Linked DNA regions of Homo sapiens: all the other regions are linked to region 1. The links are chromatin loops, found by intact Hi-C in ENCODE. Cell type or tissue: heart left ventricle. All regions are shown on one strand.

What was found. A loop is a pair of places that touch in the nucleus more often than their neighbours do. Peaks named below come from ENCODE experiments on the same cell type or tissue, not always from the same donor. Only the 100,000 strongest peaks of a DNase experiment are listed, where the experiment ranks them.
Region 2: a loop joins it to region 1, with 2.5 times the contacts of the local background. A loop is called at or near these places in 9 of 110 quality-filtered maps.
Region 3: it touches region 1 in a loop (6-fold over the local background); 14 of 110 quality-filtered maps call a loop at or near these places.

Annotation. Positions count from the first base shown.
Region 1 is chr6:139,880,881-139,883,380 of GRCh38, forward strand. No RefSeq gene overlaps it. Among named protein-coding and RNA genes, the nearest start is that of LINC02941, 94 kb to the right of the region's middle. In heart left ventricle, a CTCF peak has its summit at 968 (motif pointing right); no DNase peak of the experiment used is centred here; H3K27ac peaks cover 1,334 bases.
Region 2 is chr6:140,063,614-140,066,113 of GRCh38, forward strand. All of the region lies in intron 1 of LINC02941 (long intergenic non-protein coding RNA 2941), which reads left to right. All of the region lies in intron 2 of LOC107986652 (a long non-coding RNA gene), which reads right to left. Among named protein-coding and RNA genes, the nearest start is that of LINC02941, 89 kb to the left of the region's middle. In heart left ventricle, no CTCF peak of the experiment used is centred here; no DNase peak of the experiment used is centred here; H3K27ac peaks cover 20 bases.
Region 3 is chr6:140,920,548-140,923,047 of GRCh38, forward strand. It overlaps the pseudogene RPS18P10. Among named protein-coding and RNA genes, the nearest start is that of MIR4465, 240 kb to the left of the region's middle. In heart left ventricle, a CTCF peak has its summit at 1,285 (motif pointing left); no DNase peak of the experiment used is centred here.

The DNA.
Region 1 (2,500 bases):
TTTCTAGGAAAATGCAAAAAGTGCTTTTCTTTACACCATTGGACAAATTACTTCAGGATAAATTGAATCCTGTTTACAGTCCAGTAGTTTTATGTAATCAGTTTTTTAAAACCTGAGTTTCAAACAGAAACGCCTCAATCATGTCAAAAACCTGAGTAGTTCTAAGAGTCCTCCTTCTTCTAAATGGTACAGCTGTAAAGAGCAGTGTGACTTTTGTGGGTCCAAGCTCGGGCTCTACTCTTTACTCAAATGTGGTCTTGAACAAGTCCCTAACACTCTCTCAATGTCAAGCCTTCATTGGGCATAATTATATTTACCTTGGTTTTTTGTTTGTTTGTTTTCTGAAAGTCAAATGGCACAATATGAATGTACTCTGTATATTTCAAATGTTAAAAACATTGAGTTGTGGTTTTAGTAATTCTTCTCTTCTTCATAAAGTGGTCAACACCATCACCAATGAGCAATCCTCTTTGTGAGCTTTATTGTATCGGCAATAAGCTGAATGATGGCAAAAGGAGGACAAAGAGGGCTGTCAAATGAGACAAAGGGAACAGTGAGGGCACGGGAAGAAAGACTGGCATATGGTGTGGAGGGGGAGGGGCAAGGCACGAAGATACCGGTCAGTGGAAGAAACACACACATGCACACACCATGCTTCTCCACAAGTAGCTTTTATGTGTTAAAAAAAAAAAAGTGGATAGTAGGGTTAAAATGTCTCTGATCTTTTTTGCCAAATCTTGCCCTATAAAACCAATTGTCAATTTCAAATTGACAGCTGCAGCCCTGACTGCTTAAACAAATGTAACCTCTGTCTCATTTTGCCAGTAAAAAGAAGTCTTTAAATGATATCTTTTAGATTTGTTCTTAGGCCTTTACATGTAACTATCTGTAAAAAAATCTGTAAATCCATCAAATGCAAGGTTTCAGGTGGTGCTCTGGCATGCTGGATGTGTAAGCAGTTCTGGAAATGCCCTCCAGGTGGCATTATCAATAAATTTTTCAGCCTCCAAGTATGGTCCTAGGTCTATTTGAGATTCTGGTTAAAATGCAGATTCCTGAGACCCACTTCAAACTGACCAAATCAATGCCAGTTTGGGTAGCACCTGGGCATCTGCATGCTGTATGAGATTAGTTTAGGGGATTGCTACTCACACGCCAGAGTGAAGATCCCTGATCTGGTCAACATAGGCACCAGCTACAGGGCCCTGGGACCAGATCAGCCTCAGCTGCAGCAGCACCAGGCTGCCTGGGAAGCCCAGCGCTCCTGGGTGGTTGGTAAAGAGTCTTTTCCCTGGAGGAAAGGTAAAGAGTTCTCAGCCCCTCATCTTCCTCAGTCCCTTCTGAATTAAAAGATTGGAGACACTCCATAGGCAGGTTCCTCTCTTGTTTCTTTGCCTTTTATTTATAATCTCGAACGTCACTCGAACCTTTCTGTGTCAGCTTGCTGTTTTAGTTTTGGTTATGATTGGTGAGTCACAGAAAACACAAGCCATTTTTATCTGCAACTAGGACTACTCTCTGTGCATTTGGGCTAAAGGAATCCCTTTTCACCATTTAGGAGGAATGCTGAAGAGAAAGAAAACTTGATATTTAGCGCAGGGGCTAGTGTCATGCATCAATATCTACATCAAAAGACCAGAGGCTTCGGGCCCTCCCCCGCTCACTGTCTGCAGCCTTCACAAGCCTCAGCCAAAGGAAATGGGAGGAAGTGTATTTTTCATAGGAATTAACTCTTGCAGCCAAACAGGCAAATCAGGTGGCTTTAGATTCTTTACCTCATAAATGGCTATGTTGTGCTTTCCTTGTCCAGACTGGCGTTCTGTTTTGTTATAACTTTGCAAATTCAATGAATAGCTTGTAGGTGGGAGGGAAAGAAAAAGCCCATGGAATCTTTATTGCTTTATTTTTAAAAAAAATCCATGGAGTAAGAGAAAGAATGTGACTGCATTTTTATTTATGGTCAATAAGCCCAGATGAATATGTGGTAAAAGTTGTGCAGACTGTCACAAAGCAAATCACCATGTCACAAGAAATATTATTAAATTCTATAATTTCCTTTTCTGAAAGTAGTTCCTCTGTATGGAGTTGGAGAAAGAAAATTACATTCAATATTCACCTTAACTGAAAAGCAGCTGAGTGTGGTGGCTGGTATCCTATAAATAGCAGATCTGTGACCTCATTCCTGTTCTCTCTCTGCCTAGCTGTTTCCAGTTGCAAGTAGAATAGAAAATTGTCAATCATCTGGGCATATAGGCCAGCTTATTTGGATAAATCTGACCCAGTCCTTGTTTTTCGTTAGTGATGCAGGTACTGTACCTCTATTTAAGCAAAAGCCTTCTATGCTCTGTGTTTGTTGCTTTTTGCCTGCACTGCCCAGGTAATTGCAGTTATGTGGAATTGGCCTAACGTGACCTTGGAAAACTGCTTAACCTTTTGGAGCCTCAGGTTATTCATCTGTAAAGTGAATATTGTAGCTGCCTCTTGCTCATTTCAATGGAAT
Region 2 (2,500 bases), 180 kb after region 1:
AATCCCATGGGAGATTCTAGTAGGTAAACATAGAAAATTTTTTCACATGTCTGATAAAACCAATAAAATGTAAAACAAAGAAAGTAACCAAAGATAATTTATTGAAAAAAACTATCTCACAAATCAAAGATTTTCTGATCTGCCAAAATTCTCTGAGAGGGACAAATAGACTTGCTGGACTCTGATGTTTTTTTGTTTTTGTTTTTAAATATTCACTGATGACATCACAGTCTCTTGTCAAAAGTTCGCTGATAATAATGTCAAAAACAGACTACCAGACAGAGAAAAACCTATGAGACTCTTATAAACTTTTTAAGTGTTCTGTTTTCTCCCTTTATGTGCTGCTAAATACATGCACAGAAAGAATTTCTTATTGAATTATTTTCCAAATATGCAATGCTCACTACTTTCAGCATTTTCATGTTGTATGTATACCTCTAAACTATTATTTATCTAGCTGGTTTTAGACTTTTTTGCCTAATCAAAGTTATCTAATCAGGGAAACAACACTACATAAAAAATCATGGAATATATATATATATATTCCATATATATTTTATATATATGTATACTCCATATATATGGAATATATGGTCATTATATATATATATACACACACATTTTATATATGTGTGTGTGTGTGTATATATATATATATATATATATATATATAAAATTCCATAGCTGGAATACTGAGGAAAGCATTTAGCTTTCCTCAGTAAAAGAGCATGTGTTGATAACTCTTTATCGTGTGTGTGTGTGTATATAAAGTTCAGTGCTTAATATCATTGTGAAATATAGACTTCTAGTTGTTAGTACATGTAACAACAGCAGAAATGGTAAAATCATTACAATAAAGCTGTGAAGGATGTGTTCTTGCAGCAAAGCACACGGGGGATCTTGGTTCCTAGCAGAAAAACACCACTGCTGCTATTTACTTCATCAGTGAATGACTCTGTGGGAGCAAAGGCCACAAGACAGCACTGAAAAGAGAACAGGCAGTGGTGCTGCCTGCCCGCTGATCAGACTGTGCTTGTCTTTTCAAAAAGAAAGAAATTTATCCTTTTAATAATTCCCGGTCGGGCGCGGTGGCTCATACCTGTAATCCCAGCACTTTGGGAGGCTGAGGAAGGTGGATCACGAGGTCAGGAAATCAAGACCATCCTGGCCAACGTGGTGAAACCCCGTCTCTACTAAAAATACAAAAATTAGCTGGGCGTGGTGGCACGTGCCTGTAATCCCAGCTACGTGGGAAGCTGAAGCAGAGGAATCGCTTGAACCCGGGAGGCAGAGGTTGCAGTGAGCTGAGATCGCGCCACTGCACTCCAGCCTGGATGACAGAGCGAGACTCCGTCTCTAATAGTAATAATAATAATAATAATAATAATAATAATAATAATAATAATTCCCTCAGATAGCACAGCTAAGCCAAGTTAGCTCTCCAGCCAGCTCTTGTTTGTGAAGTGTAATTCTGTGGTAATGAGCTGGTGACAACGTGAGGAAACAGTCTAAACCTTCTGAAAATCAATCCAAACATGACTAAAGACAGGAAGAAAGGGAAGGGAAGGGATGGGAAGGGAAAAGAGAGAGAGATGAACCAGAGGGAAGAAAGAAATTTTAATGACCATTTCAAGGGAATCAAGAGCACCATGGACATGAACTATTATTTACCAGTACAGTGGGGTTAAGGAATAAACTCTATTGGGATTCCCATTCATTTCTATTTCACACTCAGAAAGGTGCGGTTTTGCATTCTATTGCCTCTTCCTTACCCCAGAAATGTTCCATTCTGTTGTAAATGAATGAGCTTCAATCGTTCTCAAAAGACTTCAATGTATTCACATCTTTCACTAAATTTAGTATCTTCTGAATTGTTACAGATTTCTTCCTACATATAAAACATGACCATGGCCAAGAATATGCAATTTTCATTTTTAAGGTACACAAAACTCAGTAACTGCGGGAAAAACACAGGCCTACTAAGTGATGTCTCTCTTGCCCCTTTCCAATTGTCAACAGATGAACCTCTAACTGCTGGGGAGTAGCTGTGACACAGTGTTGGTTTCTGAATGTCTTTGCCACAAGGAAAGAACGGAATTTTTTTTTTGGGGGTTGTAGAAAACAGGCATGGAATATTGAGTTTTCTAGGAGAGAAAAAAAAATGTGATCAAGATGTGTAATGAGGCTGGAGATAGTGGCTCACACTTGTAATCACAGAACTTTGGGGAGCTGAGGCAGGAGGATTACTTGAGCCATAGAGTTTGAGACCAGCCTGGACAGGCTATCTCAGCTCAGCATAGTGAGACCTCATCTCTACAAAAAAATAAATAAGTAAAAATAAAAAAGGTGTGTAATCATAGGAGGACAAAGGCAAAATGTGTTGGTCAGGTAACTCAGAAAAAAGAAGGCAAGACTTTGTGTTGTTGGTGCTTAAGAATAGAAAGGGAGTAAAAAGTTGATCTTTCATTTTGTGGTATATTTTATCTTGCACCAAATGACA
Region 3 (2,500 bases), 1.0 Mb after region 1:
CAGTCTGTGCCAAAAAAAAAAAAAAAAGCAAAACAAAACCCTCAGGTATATAAATCTTTTCTTTTTTCACATAATCTTCCATACATTTTTTCCCTCTTTCACTCACACACCTGCATGAGTGTATAAAATAGAGCAATTGATAACTCCAAACACTCTTTTCTGCATATTACCTTTAAAAAAATCAACAGTAAGGCTTCGAATGATGATTGAAAAGACCCAGTTCAAATATACAGCTTCTCCTCAGATCCTTGGGGCCATACCAAGATGGAACACATTTATGGGGCCAATATAAATCTTTCTCCAAGGTGTCCATTAACCCTCGGATCTCTGAAGAGTAAACAATCAGCAGACTCAATTCAGACTCTGCTCCAAGGCTTTCCAGATTGTCCCCTAAAGCCTCCAGGTTACCAAGATCTTGTATTTCTCAAACAGCGTTTCTCAAACATTTGGTTCAAATCCCTTTATATTCTTGTTATTCAGGACCAAAATACTTTTATTTTTGTGGGCAATATCTCTGAACATTGATCGTATTAGATATGAAAACTAAGAAACTTTGAAAATATTTGTTCACATTTAAAACAGAAATAATAAATGTGTTACATGTAAACATACTACATTTTGAAAAATATTAAGTAAATTAATGCATAATAAGACTATATGCTATACTTAGGTGTTGAATGTGGCTATGGAAAGTTTTATAAAAATGACAGATGAATAACAACTCCTTTTCTGTTCATACACCTACATTAACTTTTTTTTTAAAATGTAAAGGTGTATTCTGTATTACAATTGTTCCTGGATAGAAAATAATTAGCCTTGACTGTTATGGAAAGAAAATAGAGATGACTAAGACTCCAAATATTTGATGAACTACCTGTTGTCATCAAAACGTTCTGAGAGAAATATAAAGTTGTCCTATCACAAGCACATACACGCTATGCATTACAACAGGACCTGTGTTGCAAACTCTTTGTGGCCTCTCCTCAGACATACGTTCATAAATTAGATGGTTCTGGCTCCCTTACATGTGTTCAACTTACAAAACTTGCCACTTCTTTTTGAAGAGTACCTAACAACTATGAACCTATCTACTCCCTCACTGGAAGCTTCTTCCCATAGTAAAAAAGGTGATTTGTTTCCTTAGCTTTGACTCATGTTAACTCTGTGACCATCTACCTTTGAGTGAAGGCTGGAGAGAATGAGTAAGTAAGTGAGTGAGTGAGTGTTTGTGTGTGTGTTTTATAGGGAGATTGCTGGCAAGGAGCTCCTCCTAGAGGTTAGGGAATGCATCTCCCAGTATGTGAAGTTATAATTGTTTTAAGAAACTAAATACAATGTCAAGCGTGCATATGCTCTGTTAGTATAGATGTATATATAGGAAACCAAATTTTTTTTCTATGTGTGTGTAAAAATTTTGTCTTCAGAAGTTGTGTCTTCAAACATTTGGGGTCTGTAAGAAAGTCACAGTAAATAAAAGTCATCTTGATCAACTGTGCCACTTTATAAGTAAGAAAAATAATAACAATCATTTGAAATCTGTTGGCTATCAGAATTTTTGAAATCTTGGACATATATCCCCCAAGCACAATGTTCCACCTTTCCATTTTCAGTGGTCAAAAATTTTAAATTGAAGTTTCTTAACTAGAACTTATGACAGAGATATTTAATAAATAAATTTAGATTTAAAGAATTCTTACAAAGACAGTATAGAGAGTTCCAGTATATCCTATGCTCAGTTTCCCCTATTAACAACTGAAATTAAAATAGTACATTTGTCATAGTTATTGAACCAATATTGATACAACATTATTAACTAAAGTTCATTTTAGATTACTTTTTTAGATTCCCTTGGTTTTCCTGTTTTTTTTCATATAAATTATTTATTAACAGACAAGGCCCACATGCCAATTTCTTCTTGGACACACCCACAGCAGGGCCACTGCAGCCAGTGGTCTTGGCGTCCTTGCCTCAGACATGAAGGCCCCAGAAGTGGCACAGCCCTCTATTGGCCTGAATCTTCTTCAGTCACTCCAGATCTTCACAGACCTTGTTTTCCAGACCATTGGTCAGGACCTGGCTATATTTTCCATCCTTTATATACTTCTGTCTGTTTAAGGACCAGTCTGGGATCTTGTACTGGGGTAGATTTTGTATAATGGTGATCACAGGTTCCACCTCATCCTCAGTGAGTTCTCCTGCCCTCTTGGTGATGTCAATGTCTGCTTTCCTCAACACCATGTGAACATATCTTCAACCCACACCCTTAATGGCAGTGATGGCAAAGGCTGTTTTCCACCGCCCATTGATGTTGGTGTTGAGTATTCGCAAAATATGCTGGAACTTCTCAGGGATCACTATGGATATGGCAGCAACACAAGTGGAGGTGTGGAGGCCACCTGTGGAACAGCTCAATTTTCCTTAACGTCCTTTTTCTGTCCTAAAATCCCAACCAGCATACCACATTACAATTAGTTGTCCTGTGTCCTGTGTCTTGTTTGTG